Linked DNA regions of Mus musculus: region 1 is linked to region 2. A link is a contact called in ENCODE Hi-C or POLR2A ChIA-PET data. All regions are on one chromosome and are shown on one strand. The core of a region is the stretch at or near the end of the contact, and the rest is flanking DNA. Distances in the headings are between cores, read along the strand shown.

Region 1 (6,924 bases), core at 3,858-6,357, 120 kb before region 2:
GTGAGGGCTGCACAGAGAAACCCTATCCAGAAGAAGAAGAAGAAGAAGAAGAAGAAGAAGAAGAAGAAGAAGAGGAGGAGGAGGAGGAGGAGGAGGAGGAGGAGGAGGAGGAGGAGGAGGAGGAGGAGGAGGAGGAGGAGGAGGAGGAGGAGGAGGAGGAGGAGGAGGAGGAGGAGGAGGAGGGGGGGAAAAGGGAAGAAGGAAGGAAGAGGGAGGGAGAGAGGATAAAAGGAAGGAAGAAAGAAGGGAGGGAGGGAGGGAGGAAAGGAAGGAAGGAAGGAAGGAAGGAAGGAAGGAAGGAAGGAAGGAAGGAAAGAAGAAAGAGAGAGAGAGAGAGAGAGAGAAAGAAAGAAAGAAAGAAAGAAAGAAAGAAAGAAAGAAAGAAAGAAAGAAAAAAGAAAAGAAAGAAAGGAAATTACATGTATTACTAAATATGCTCCTCTGAATTTAGAAACGTTTCCAAATGAATATTTGTCACTATATTTCAAAAGCAACAGCACACATACAAGAGTGTTCTCTTGCCCTATAGACTACACTGGTGTTCAGTGATCATTCGGTATCTTACAGACCTGAGGTCCACAGCCATGGATAGAAAGGATACAGTTTAGTGAGGATGAAGGGTAGAACTGTGCTTATATCAGTGGTGGACCCAGAAAGTACCATTGTTTAAAACCAAGGGATTCTTTACTTTTCTAAACTCCTTCTGCACAGAGGCAAGCCAAAGAGCCCTAGGGACAGACCGTCTTTGAAGGATAAAACTTAGGACACGTAGAAGACCAGACCAATGGGAAGTAAACAAAGAGCCAGGGCTCTTATTCTGATGCCAAACTTGGCGATGTACTCACGCTGGCACCCTTCTGTGCTTTTACAAGATCATAGTGATACTGAAAGACTCAAACCCAGAGATAGCAGGAAGGGGGTGGGGGAGGAGCAGGGCAAGGAAGCAGCGAATCAAGTGAGCCATAAACACAGCTCTGCCTAAGTGGCATACCTAGAGAGCAAAAAGAACTCACAGCCTGGAAACCAGTGATCAAGCTGTGAACTGCACCCCTGGTGTTTAATCTCATCAGTACTTTATCTGTTTAAGTTAAGGGTTTGTCCCTAAGCAGACAGAGGAAACTATTAGGTATAGGAAATTAAAAGGCACAGCAGAAGCGAACTAAAATTAGTGAGTCTAGGCTGTGTTTTCAACCACTCCATCATCTACTCTATGACCTTGCTAGGAGGGCTTTGCCTGCAAACCACTGCTCACGCTGTTTTAAACCAATGTTTAATCATAAACTAGCCCTGCTACATTATTAATATTCCAAACCACATTTCCACCTAGATAATCATCTGATGTCATTCTGTCGCAATATCTAGAAGGGATCCAGTTCCACATTTGTTTTCACTGCAGAATTAATTCCCGAGTGGACAAACCTGCTTAGTGTCTTCATTTTTTTTTCTTAAGAATCGAAGTATAATTTCAAATGAAGCAAAAGAGAAACCAGTAGAGTGACAAGAGTCATCACATCCCACTTGCTCCATACATCCCCTCAAAATAAACTTTAACTACATCAATTTTTTGTGTGAAGAATAGCACGTTATGCATTTGCCGTCACTGGTGAGAAATGGGAAGCTCAGACTGACATGAAGTCCGGTCATCATTTAAAGTTGTACAAGGTTATTGGAGTTTCTGGACCTTGGGAGACTCAAAACTGCAGCTGAAGGGGTGAGGCAGGTAGCTCAGTGGATGAGCACCTATGTCATACGTGAGGTGGCTATGTTTAGTCCCCCGCCACACCACAGTAGAAAAATATAGTTCCCTATAAAACTTTAGGTGACGATTTAGACAGCAGGCTATCTTCTCTGCAATACTACAGGTTATGGCACATGTACATACCTAAACACGTGAGATAAATGAATCAGAAGCCATGTAGAGAAAACTCACAGAAAGAACAAAGAAGAGAAGATTAACAAACAAGAGAACTGTATGATACTATCTCATTCATGGTCCAAAATGCTTCAGAAAATACCTTGAAATTAACACTTTATCTTCAAACTAAGGGTCCTCTTGAAAGCAATGGGCTGTGTGGCAATGAAAGTCAGACATTCTGCTCTTTGGACAAAGGAATGTCTTTAATATGTGTGTGCTTTAGTCGAAAAAACAAAACAAACACAAACAAAAACCCTAACAAGAGAACCAACTAGCATGACTTCAAATGCCCAGGGTCCTCCTAAAGAATAGATGATAAAATTTTTAAATAAGAACATGAGGCCAGGCATGATACTGAACACCTTCAGTGCCAGCACTCTAGAACCAGAACAGGTAATCTCCAAGAGTTCAAAGCCAGCCTGGTCTACATAACGAGTTCCAGGATATCCAAGCCTCCCATGTCTGGAAATAAATAAGTGAATAAATAAACAAATATGAATACAAAACCCATTCAAATATCTTCAAGAACATTTAACAGTAGTCCAACTAGTGTGAGGAGTAAAAAAAATTAATTTTAATTTCTGTAACTATATTAAAGGAATCTGACAGTAGCTTTAGAAACTCTGTACTCTCTGTAAATAAGGAACATACCAAGTTGTCAAAGCACTGCTGCTAAGCCTTTCCACAGGCTGGGACTGAGGGAGAAGATGCACACACATAATGATTATCTTTCAGACCATCACACTTGCAAGGAGGTCATAGTATGCAAATTGTTCGCAGAACTTTTACACAACTGTAAGCGTGCTAAGATACACAAATAGTATTGACTTTCTTAAGATCCAGATACTAACCCCTGGGTAAGAAAAGAACGCTATGCACAGTTTCAGAAACAAGTATAAGTCTTGCAACACCACCTATAAACTGTGAATGACCCCAAATTGCCAATACCACCCAGACTCAGGGGGTGTGAATGGAAATGGCCCCTTCCCCCTTCCATCCCATACACTCATATGAAAAAAGTGAATGGTGACTTCAGCTTGCTTTCTGAAACCATGCAGCGCAAACACCACTGATGGAAAATTACAGGTAAAGCCTTGATTTTTCCAGGTTTATGAAGGAGCAAAGTTATTTTTTCTCTTAACTCCATTGCTGGGATTTTTCCACTCTCATTTCAATTCTGAATGCAGTGTTTGTAACTTCTCCCAGCCTTCCATACCCTTCCTCCCATCTCTCCAAGTCACCTTGGCACAGCTCAAAGTTTCAGCCTTTAAAGACACCAAAAGCTACCATCTGAGACACTTCTACCATCTAGAAAGTGAGGTCACTCATATCTCCTGCCCTCTTACTATACAGAAGTATAACATTTAACATTTATTTTTTTTCCTCATAAGTACATGATATTTTTAAAATGTGTATGTGTGTGTGAGTGTTTGTAGGTGTGTATGTGTGTATGTATGTGTATGTGTTTGTAGGTATATATATATGTGTGTGTGTGTGTGTATGAGCGTGTGTGAGTATGTGTGTGTTTGTAGGTATGTATGTATGTGAGTGTGTATGTGTGTATTTGTAGGTATGTATATGTGTGTGTGTGTGTGTTTGTAGGTATGTATGTGTGTGTGTGTGAGTGTTTGTAGGTATGTGTGAGTATGTATGTGTGTGTGTGTGTGTGTGAGCATTTGTAGGTATGTATGTGTGTGTGTGTGTGAGCATTTGTAGGTATGTATGTGTGTGTGTTTGTAGGTATGTATGTGTGTGTATGTGTGTGTGTGTGTGTTTGTAGGTATGTATGTGGATGTAGATTCCGATGGGGGTTGGGGTATATACTTGGAAGCCACCATTTTGGCTAAGTCACACTGAATACTTCTGCCTCAGCAGCCCTGCCTGTCCTGGAGTTGCAATGGCTTTTTTCCACGGGTGCTAGAGACCCAAAAGCAGGTCCTCAAGCTAGTGGGACCCTACATGTATTTCTTTAAAACATAAAATAAAATGACTTTTAAAGAACTAGCTTCCCCTATATTCTTAGTAGCCTAATTTGAATTTTTAGGTAGATTGAGGGGCTGCAGGCGTGATTCAGGAGTAGCCGCTCTTATCTAGCATGTCCCAGGCCCTGAATTAAATTCCCTAGCTGTTGGATAAAACAGCATGTGGCACCACTAACTCCAAAATGACGTCAGGGTTGGTGTGGGCAACAATTTTATAACCATCAGTTATTCTGAGTCCCACTTTGGGAAGGATTCTTTTGACCCATCCGGAAAGTCACCTCATAAGTCTAGAGTTGTAACTCGGTACTAGAGCCCAGGTGTGGGGTGCCTTGAGTTCATTCACAAGCACAACCCACCTAGGTGGTCAGCAACGGAATAAAACAGGCTAGTCCGAAGGCGACCATGTAGAGACTATCTCTCCTTCGTGACAATAAAAGGAACAGAAGATCTTGTCTGTGAGGCACAGCTGGAAGAATAACAAGCCGTCTGTAAAGGAGCTTAGGATATTTTAGTTTCTCAACTGGAGAGGAAGAGAGCGGGAGAGGGAAGGATGGCAGCCCCCCAACTCTCTAGGCTCACACCCCGTGCTGAATACACTGGCTACCCAGGTGCGTGATAAGCAACTGCATCCCGAAGAAATGCGCCCGAGGTCCCCAGCCTAGCTCTGTGCCCCGCTTTTTGGGAAGTGCGATACCCAAACCTGGTGGACAAGCGCTGGGAGATCTGCAAGAAAGTCTGAGGAGGGCTAGGCATCAGAAGACTAGAGAGGGAAATTTTGCACTGTACCCAAAACTGCCTCTTTACTCAGCCTAGGTCACCGGACGGACGTAAGCTCAGATTGGTGGGAAACCCAAGAAGACTCAGGCACGGAAAGTGTAAATTCATCTGTAAAGAACTGGAAAAGACACTCACCTCCACCCATCTCTGAGCCTCTGCGAATGCAACAGAGCAATCGGCCTCGGCGTCCTCCATCCCTTCCATGTCTAGGGCAAGAGAGGGAGAGGAGCAGCTCAGTGGGTGCGCGCCGGGACCCAGAGCTCCCACGCCACGCGTCCCCCGCCCTTTGTAGCGACGTGCAGTTTGAGTTCAGGAACCTAGAAGAATTTGCAGGAGTTGCTTTCTCCAAACTCTAGAAATCGGCTCAAGTTCAGCCTGACTGGAGCAGGAGGAGGTGAAGAGGCAACTGGAAGCGGTGTGCAGAAGGAGCCGGGACTCCTGGGAACTTCAAAAGTCGCAAGCGCTGTCACCGCCCTCGACAGTAGCCCCGCCCCGGCCCACCCCCTACGGGCCGGTCCCAGCTTCCGTCCTTGCCCCTCGCCAGGGTCCTTGCAGCCACCTCTCTGGTCAGAATTATCTGGGCGGGGAGATGCGCCCCAGCCGGCATCCTTCCCGCCTCTACCCGCCTTCCCAGTCCCGGGCTCTCTCGGGAGGCGGCGCCCCTTCTGCCTGCGGCCTGACATACCAGGAATAGCTGCACACAATTGCACCTTTCCGGGCCAAGAAACTTCCCCCGCGGGGACGCGGAGCCACCAGGCCTCCACGCCACTACCCTCCGGCTCCACGGAGCTCGCTGACCGGTCCCAGATGCTGCGCGGTCCCCGCTACTGCCCCGGCTTCCGGCCGCAGGTGAGGGTACCGGCCTGGGCACTGGCGGCTGGTCCCCTAGTCTGGGCTGGCGTCGCTCCTCCCCCGATCGCAGGTGGGTCCGTGGGGAAGACCTGTGGCTTCATTTCCCCTCTCGCCTCAAGGGTACGGTGAACCGAAGGAACTTGGCTTTTCTCCCACCTCTCCTGCCTGCTTGGCCCAGTTCTGGACATTGGCCCGCCCTCCCCCGGAGAATCAAAACCTGTACCCTTCGTGGTGTGGCAAAGGTGACTGGTTATTCAGAGTGAGCAGAGAGTTTGAGTAAGTGCTCGGGGCCTGGCCAGCAAAGTGCACAGGTGGTCCAATGCCCCGCGATCTCTCCAAGGAAACTCTGGGGACTCTCTGGGCTCCAACCAGGGTACTTGACCTATGGAAGAAGATAAGATCAGCCCTTCTTTTCTGGAGGAGACGCAACATTTCATTCTTTTTTTCTTTTCTTTTTTTTTTCTTTTTTTTCTTTGTGTGTGTGTGTGTGTGTGTGTGTGATTAAAGAAATTTTCAAACGTATGGCAGAGAATCTTGTCTACGGAAACAGCCTAGCTTCTGTTTAATGATCATTAGCACTTGGGCTTATCTCACTATAGAGAGGTTTAAAGTAGGATACATTTCAGCTCTAAATATCCCAGGATACAGTTCATCTTTAACGAACACTATCCTGCAATATCATAGACCATTTTCACATGTAACTAAATAAAGCCAATAAAATTGCTAATCAACCGGGCTCGGATTTCCCTAGGATGCCAAAGCGTCCTTTGCAGCTGACTTACCTAGACCTCGAGGCAATCAGAGAATCTGCATTCCGTTTGATTGCGGATTTTTTACCCTAGAAGGGCCTCCTCCTCAAGCCCCTTCTTCCTTTTTTGGAATGGCATCGTGTGTTGAAAGAAACAAGTTGCCTTCTGGATTTGTCTTATGGCTTCTTTGTGGTGTCTTCACCACATTTCTCTCCCAGTACTTCCTGCCTCCTGGAAGTTAGATCTAAAGGCTGGGTTGGAACCCACTTGCTCTTGTGAATGAAGACCATCTGGATTGGGGTGATGGTTTCTGTTTATCCCGAAGCCTTATTTTTTTTTTTTTTTAATTGGCCTGCTGTAATCACTGGGTCTGCTTAGAAGAGCTGGCTGACAAACTTCAGGGATTATTCTTGCTATGGCAGGAGGCCACTGACTGGACCATCCCTCTCTGCCTGCTGCCTACACTCTTATTAGGCCAAACCCTAGAGGAGAGTGGGATGGTTAAAGAAAACAGGAAGATGTTTCTCTCCTTTTCTCTATCACAAAACTGCTGTCTTTGGCAAACATGAAGTAAAAACTTAATATAACGCGAAATGGTTTTATTTAAGGGAGCGAGGGAAGGGTTGATGTTTTGAGGCAAGCCCTCATT
Region 2 (6,543 bases), core at 1,375-3,874:
GGGTCTTTAGAAATGTTGTCTCTGCACATATTCTTTCAGTCTTCATTTGGAATAGCTGGGGTTGAGAGTAGAAGGACTGGAGGTTTCCGGTGGAGGTCTGTGTCAGCACATAGTAAACACGGTACACCTGCATATGCGGTGTAATAAGTCCTCTATGTTGTAGTGGCATATTGTGATGGTTTGTGTATGCTTGGCCCAGGGAGTGGCACTATTAGGAGGTGTGGCCTTGTTGGAGTTGGTGTGTCACTGTGGGCATTGGCTTAAGTCACTCATCCTAGCTGCCTGGAAGCCAGTCTTCTTCTAGCTGCACCAGGGCAATCCACAACAAACAAGAATAGAACTCTCAGCTCCTTCAGCCCCATGCCTGCCTGGATGCTGCCATGTTCCCACCTTGATGATAATGGACTGAACTTCTGAACCTGTAAGCCAGTCTCAATTAAATGTTGTCCTTATAAGAGTTGCTTTGGTCATGGTTTCTGTTCACAGCAGTAAAATCCTAAGACATATACTACTTTCAAAATCCAATTGATGATTACAAAATTGAATGTTTTTATATGTGAATGATTCTGTAAGTTCTGGGGGCAAAACAGTAATTGTAAGAATCTAACAGTTTACCACATAGTTCATGTAACTACTAGGTCGACTCCATCAGTATTTATAAAATAGGTTATGATAAGTATATACTAGTGAATGTGTATTTTATTTGACAGGCTAGGACAGGTTAATAAGGAAACTAATATTTAATATACCCACAATCCCAGTGGTTTAGTAGGATAAGAGTTTATCATTTATGTGTGAGGCGTCTCTCTTGCCCCTGGCGTTTTCCAGGACAGCTGTCCTCAGAGCGATGGCTCAGCATTCCGTTCTTCTCTGATCACGAGGCTCCTCCATCTGAATGTGTTGTTTTCACCATGGCCACCGGAGAGCAAGAGTGGGACAAGTGTGCAGTCTTCTGCTTCCAGTTAAATGCTTGTCCTTCAGACATGACCCGAGTCACTTCTGTTCACACATCGTTGTCATGTCACGTGGCCATGCTCAACTTAAAGAGGGCAGAGACAGCCATCTTCCCAGATAGTAGTACGATTTATAAATGAAAGGTAAACATCTCTGAAATAAAGAGTGACCGGTACAACCACAGTTAGCTTGCCTTTCCTGCCAATCACCAAAAGTTTATTCTCTCTGGCTTGAGTTAATTATGCCAGTAGGAACTGGTCCAGTGGGGCTCCAAACACAGTCCTAGTCCGCACACTGATTGACTTGGAGGGACCACTAAGGCTTCTCTAACTGAGCCATGGCTTTTTTTCTTTTCCTTCTCTTTCACAAGTGTCAGAGGTGCGACTTAGGGAAATGAGATCTGTGCACGAAGTCTGCTGTAATCTTAGACAATTTCTATCTCTGTTCTCAGAGTGTTTAATTCCTCCTTGAAGACTTGAGTTGTATTTTCCACAGAGATTTTTTTTTCATGTTAAAGTAAACGACTTCAACCAATTGATAACATCTTCATCCTGGAACATAGATGGTTCTTAAAAAGAGGCTAGCTATGTGGTGGTCCCAGAAGTGTAGCATATTTGACCCTATTGACTTTGTCTGAACAGGAAGCAAAATGACCCTAGAGAAAATCACAAGACCACTAAATACAAAACAAAACCCTGGAGTTTTCATTTTTTCTTCTAAGCACCTGGAAAAAAGTAAGTCTAAAGTTTCCTCCTGCTGGGCAGTGGTGGCACATGCCTGTAATCCCAGCACTCGGGAGGCAGAGGCAGGTGGATCTGAGTTCGAAGCCAGCCTGGTCTACATAGTGAGTTCCAGGACAGCCAAGACTGCACAGAGAAACCCTGTCTCGAAAAACAAAATAAAACAAAAACCCCTAAAGTTTCCTCCTTTATTTTGGTTTTTCTCCTGCTCATTCCTTATCATCCAGCAAAGGTATAACGAAGGTATGAGAGTTCACCGAGGATGGTGGTACATTCCTATAATCCCAGGTCTTGGAAAACTGAGGCAGGAGGATAGAGTGTACCAAGTCAACCTGTACTATCTAGGAAGGAGACTTTGACTTAAAAATACTAACACTAAACACACAGCAGCACCAATAACAAAACCCATTTAAAATGCTAGAATGGAAAAGGAATTATATTTTACTGTTTTGTTTTAAAATTACAATAATCAAATTATCCCTAATTTTTTTGAAATATGTATTCTCATATGTAAAAGGGAAGAATTTTGCACTAGCTCTGAAATGGGCATGGGTAAAGAAGTTTAACTTCTGTGTATTTTAAGAAGTTAGCTGCACTAAGAAATGGGAAGATTCATATCAAGCAATGTTGAAATTTAAAGTGAATATTGGAATGTATTTTATCATAGAATTGTGATCAAATCCTGATGAGTCCTTGAGATTAAGAAAAAGGATGCAGAACATAGTAATATTCAGGCTTTAGACAGAATAAAACTAAGCAAATATTGCTCAAAAACAAAATCCCAGCGCCCCACTGCGAATGGCCCCTCTCCAGGGGGCAGTAGAGTCTCCAGGAGGAGAGAGGCCAGCCTGCTCCGGGAAGTGCCCTCGCCAAGCTGGGTACGACTGCCCCCCGAGGCGAGATGAGGGGCGGAGGCCGGAGGAGGAGGCAGGGAGGCGACCTCAGCTTCTTGGCAAAGCTCTGCGCCCGTAGACTAGAGGCGGAGTAGCAGCCGGCTTTAAAGTAGCAGCCTGGGAGGAAGGAAGGAAGGAGCGAGCGAGGGAGGGACGGGAACCCTGGAGGAGGAGCAGCGAGCTGGGCTGCAGAATCGGCGGGTGCAGGAGCTGCCTGCTCGAGGCCACGTTTGTTTTTGTTATTTTCCATTGGACTAGTTCTCCAGGACTGAGCGGGCCGCAAGCGGGCACCCCCGACCTTCCAGGTGACAGCCGGTCACCCTGCTAGGAGTCAGCTCCGCCCCAGTCGCCCCTTCCCGCCCACAGCTCCACTCTCCGCCCAGCCTTCCCGTGCCAGCGCTGGGTGAGCGCGCCGGCCGCAGCGGGCTGCAGGAGCAGGAGCCCGAGCAGGATCGAGAGACCGCGGCTGCCCTGGTCCCGGACCCCAAGGACGGACCGGCGGCTGGAGAACAGACCTGCCCTGGGGCGCGATCTCCAGGAAGGAGGATGCGCGCGTGAGCCTGGGTCTCCCGCTAGTCCACTGAGCTGCAGCCAAAGGCTCGGAGCCGCGCCCGGGGAAGTGTCGCATGGGGCAGGGCCGCTGAAGCACGGACTTTAAGAACTGGTGGCACCAAGGCAGGCGCGGGGGCCTGGGGCGACAGTTAGCAGTTTCCTCGGCTCCTGCACAGTGAGAGTTGGGGGCGCGGTGCCCTCGCTAGGCGCGAGTTATGGAGTCGCCTAGCTGCATTCAGGATGAGCCTTTCCCGCACCCCCTGGAGCCTGAGCCGAGTGCCCCAGCACAGCCAGGTGCCACCAAGCCTGGCGACAAGCGCTTCCGGCTATGGTACGTGGGAGGGTCTTGCTTGGATCGCAGGACCACGCTACCCATGCTCCCTTGGCTCATGGCCGAGATCCGTCGGCGCAGCCAGAAGCCCGATGCGGGCGGCTGCGGGGCGCCCGCAGCCCGGGAGGTGATCCTGGTGCTCAGCGCCCCCTTTCTGCGTTGTGTCCCTGCGCCGGGTGCCGGGGTCGGCGGGGGCGCAGGCTCCGGGGCTGTGCAGCCCAACACCGGGGTGTTCATCTTCGAGCACAAGGCTCAGCACATCTCGCGCTTCATCCACAACAGTCACGACCTCACCTACTTTGCCTATTTGATCAAGGCGCAGCCCGACGACCCCGAGTCACAGATGGCCTGCCACGTTTTCCGCGCCACGGATCCTAACCAGGTAAGTTGTGGGTGCCAGGGGGCGGGACTGGGGCCACCCGGACTGGCAAGGCAGGGGCCTCTCTTTTAAGAACTGTCTTGGATCTGGCTGCTGGCTTGCGCTCCACGTGGCGCGCTCCGGTGCTCCCCTCGTTCTGTTTTTGGGATATGGGAATGGGAGAGAAAGCGATTCGTTGCTGCTCTGGTCTTGGGGACCGGCTGGCTGCCCAGAGCGGGAGGAAGGGAAGTAGACTCAGAGTGGTCTTGGGACCTGGGAGGAGTTGGCAAGTCTGCAGAGGACTCAAGGAAAAGCGCGGATCCCAGGAGGATCCTGGTGACTGGTGATGGATGGCTTGCCTGGCTTTCGCCTGTGTGCGTGTGTGAAAGTGTGTGTTTCTTGGAAGCGCTTGGAGAGCACGGGGCACCGGTTCTCAGGCTCGGTAGTATTGCATTTATACTTGTTTGGCTGGCGCGTCACTGTCACCAAAGTACCTATAAGTATCTGGGCCTGGGGGTGTGTGATTTCAGAGGCCAGTCTAAGGAAGTTAGAAATGTCAGAATGTCAGGTAAGTATGATTCTGCAAATATGGAGTCGGAAGACCTTTCTATTATTTTTTGCACCCACTGAGACAATAACTGCATATTTGAGTAACTTAAAAATCAGTGTGATAGAGGAGTTTCAAATGTCATTTTAAAGCATTATACTCTTCTAGCTTAGTGTCCAGTATTTCTCCAGAGCTTTCTAACTCGAAGTGTTCTGTTACTAAATAGAACCTTGAGTTCCTTAATGAGCACGTGCAAATATAACAGCAGTTCTCAACCTGGGGCTGCATATCAGAGATCGTGCATATCAGATATTTACATTACGATCCATAACTAACAAAATCACAGTTATGACGTAGTAACGAAATAATATTATGGTTAGGGGTCATCACAACGTAATGAACTGTATTAGAGGGTCACGCATCGGGAGGCTGAGAATCCCTGCTCTAAAAGAAAGAGGAAAACTTATAGTAACTGTGCCTTGGTAAACAGGCTTAGAAGTGTGGAAAGAAATGTGTGTGTGTGTGTGTGTGTGTGTGTGTGTGTGTGTGTGTGTGTGCTTTGTGTTAGTTTGCTTTCCAGTATTAAAGCCCCACCCCTTTGCTATTTTCTAAAAACATAATTTGTTGACCAAACATAAATAAATAAGTAGTCTCAGATGTATTCTTTTGGTGGCTGAGAAATTAAGACTAGAAGAACATCCTATAATAAGTCCTTATTTTATTCTCATTCCATAATTGAACTTTAAAAATATTATTTGATACTAGCAATCCACAAAAGTCCCATAACAAAACTGAAGTAAAAGACAATTGCCTTTAGTTTCTTTCATTACTTTCTAGAAGAGAAAAATACCCTTTTGAATATTTTTATTTTGGGGGGATTTTTTTTTATATTTATTTATTTGTGTTTGTGTGCGTGCATGTGTGTGTGTGTGTGTGTGTGTGTGTGTGTGTGTGTGTGTGTGTGTGTAAAACTTGTGCCTGAAGAGGCCCGAAGAGGGCTTTGGATGCCCTTGAACCATTATAGTACAGGTGGTTGTCAGGTGCTAGAAGCACACGCTGGTCCTCTGGAAGAGCAGGAAGTCCTTTTGGATGACCATACCAGTCCCCAAGAGACAAATGCCTTAAACAACCAGAACTGGTAATGTGAAGAGGGCAATTAGACTTTCTTTTATTATTTCCTTTATTTTTGAGATTATAAAATGACATCATTCCTTACTACCCTTTCCTCCCTCCAAGCCCTCCTACGTAGCCCTCCTTGCTCTTTTTCAAATTTAAATTTCATATATCTCAAGCTGCTAAGTCTGTATGGTGTGTATGTCTTCAGGGCTTCAACATTGGATGACCCGTGCTCTTCTTTATCTTAGCTTAAGCATTTCTTAGCTGCCTGCAGTTCCTTGTGTAGGGTTGAGGCCTCCTGGTGGTGATTTTAATTGTTTGCCACAGAATACTTCATTACAAATGACTTCAAATTCCCTACCATGGGTAGCCAGTGAGATTCATTTTATGCTTATTTATTTAAAACTCACAGGTGAGATTATCACTATCTTTCCTGTATCCTAACACAATGTTCTGGTTCTGGCCATAGGGAAGAATGCATTACAGTTGCCAGGCCTTGTGGTGACGCTGACTGGTTTATATTACCCTTTCTTCTTTGGGTCTGCTCTGTTGAAGAAGCATCCTTGCTCATTTCCTTGCAGGCATTGGCACTGTGGGCTCTCAGCAGTAGTTACTGGGTCCCTTCTGGATGCCTGGATTTGGAGTCAATTACACACGTGCTTGGATATAGCTCTACTGCAGAGTTAAGCGTTAGAGGCTGAATGTGCTATTACTATACCAACAGAATGTTTATGCTAATTCTCCACACCCCAGCCCACCCCCTTACGTATATGGACTTAAAGAAAAAAAAATTATTTTAAAAGCCAGACATGTTGGCACACATTTTTAATCCCAGCACTCACTCAGGAGGCAGAGGCAGACAGATCTCTGAGCTCAAGACCAGCCTTATGTATAGAGGGAACTTCAGGACGGCCAGGGCTATAGAGAGAAACTCTATTTCAAAAAAAAAAAAAAAAAAACAAAAAAAAACGGATACAAAAGATTTCAATTAAACTATAATTACATAATTTCCCTTGCCTTTCCCCCCTCCTATGTCCCCTCCCTCCAGTCCT

Evidence for each region. A loop is a pair of places that touch in the nucleus more often than their neighbours do. ChIA-PET counts read pairs that join two places held with the same protein, here RNA polymerase II (POLR2A).
Region 1: a loop to region 2 is called in a map of heart, with 3 times the contacts of the local background. The contact joins the promoter of Lmo7 here to the promoter of Tbc1d4 in region 2. A Hi-C loop is called at or near these places in 1 of 37 maps with a recorded cell type or tissue (heart). POLR2A ChIA-PET finds 5 or more read pairs at or near these places in 2 of 5 experiments (Patski and embryonic stem cell).

The regions. Positions count from the first base shown.
Region 1 is chr14:101,728,111-101,735,034 of GRCm38, reverse strand. Lmo7 (LIM domain only 7) reads right to left here and starts at 5,107. Exons shown (of 31, transcript NM_201529.2): 1 at 4,810-5,107. The coding sequence starts at 4,878. It overlaps Gm9922 (predicted gene 9922), which reads left to right and starts at 5,307. Exons shown (of 2, transcript NR_168926.1): 1 at 5,307-5,523; 2 at 5,646-6,924.
Region 2 is chr14:101,605,272-101,611,814 of GRCm38, reverse strand. Tbc1d4 (TBC1 domain family, member 4) reads left to right here and starts at 2,624. Exons shown (of 19, transcript NM_001081278.2): 1 at 2,624-3,852. The coding sequence starts at 3,355.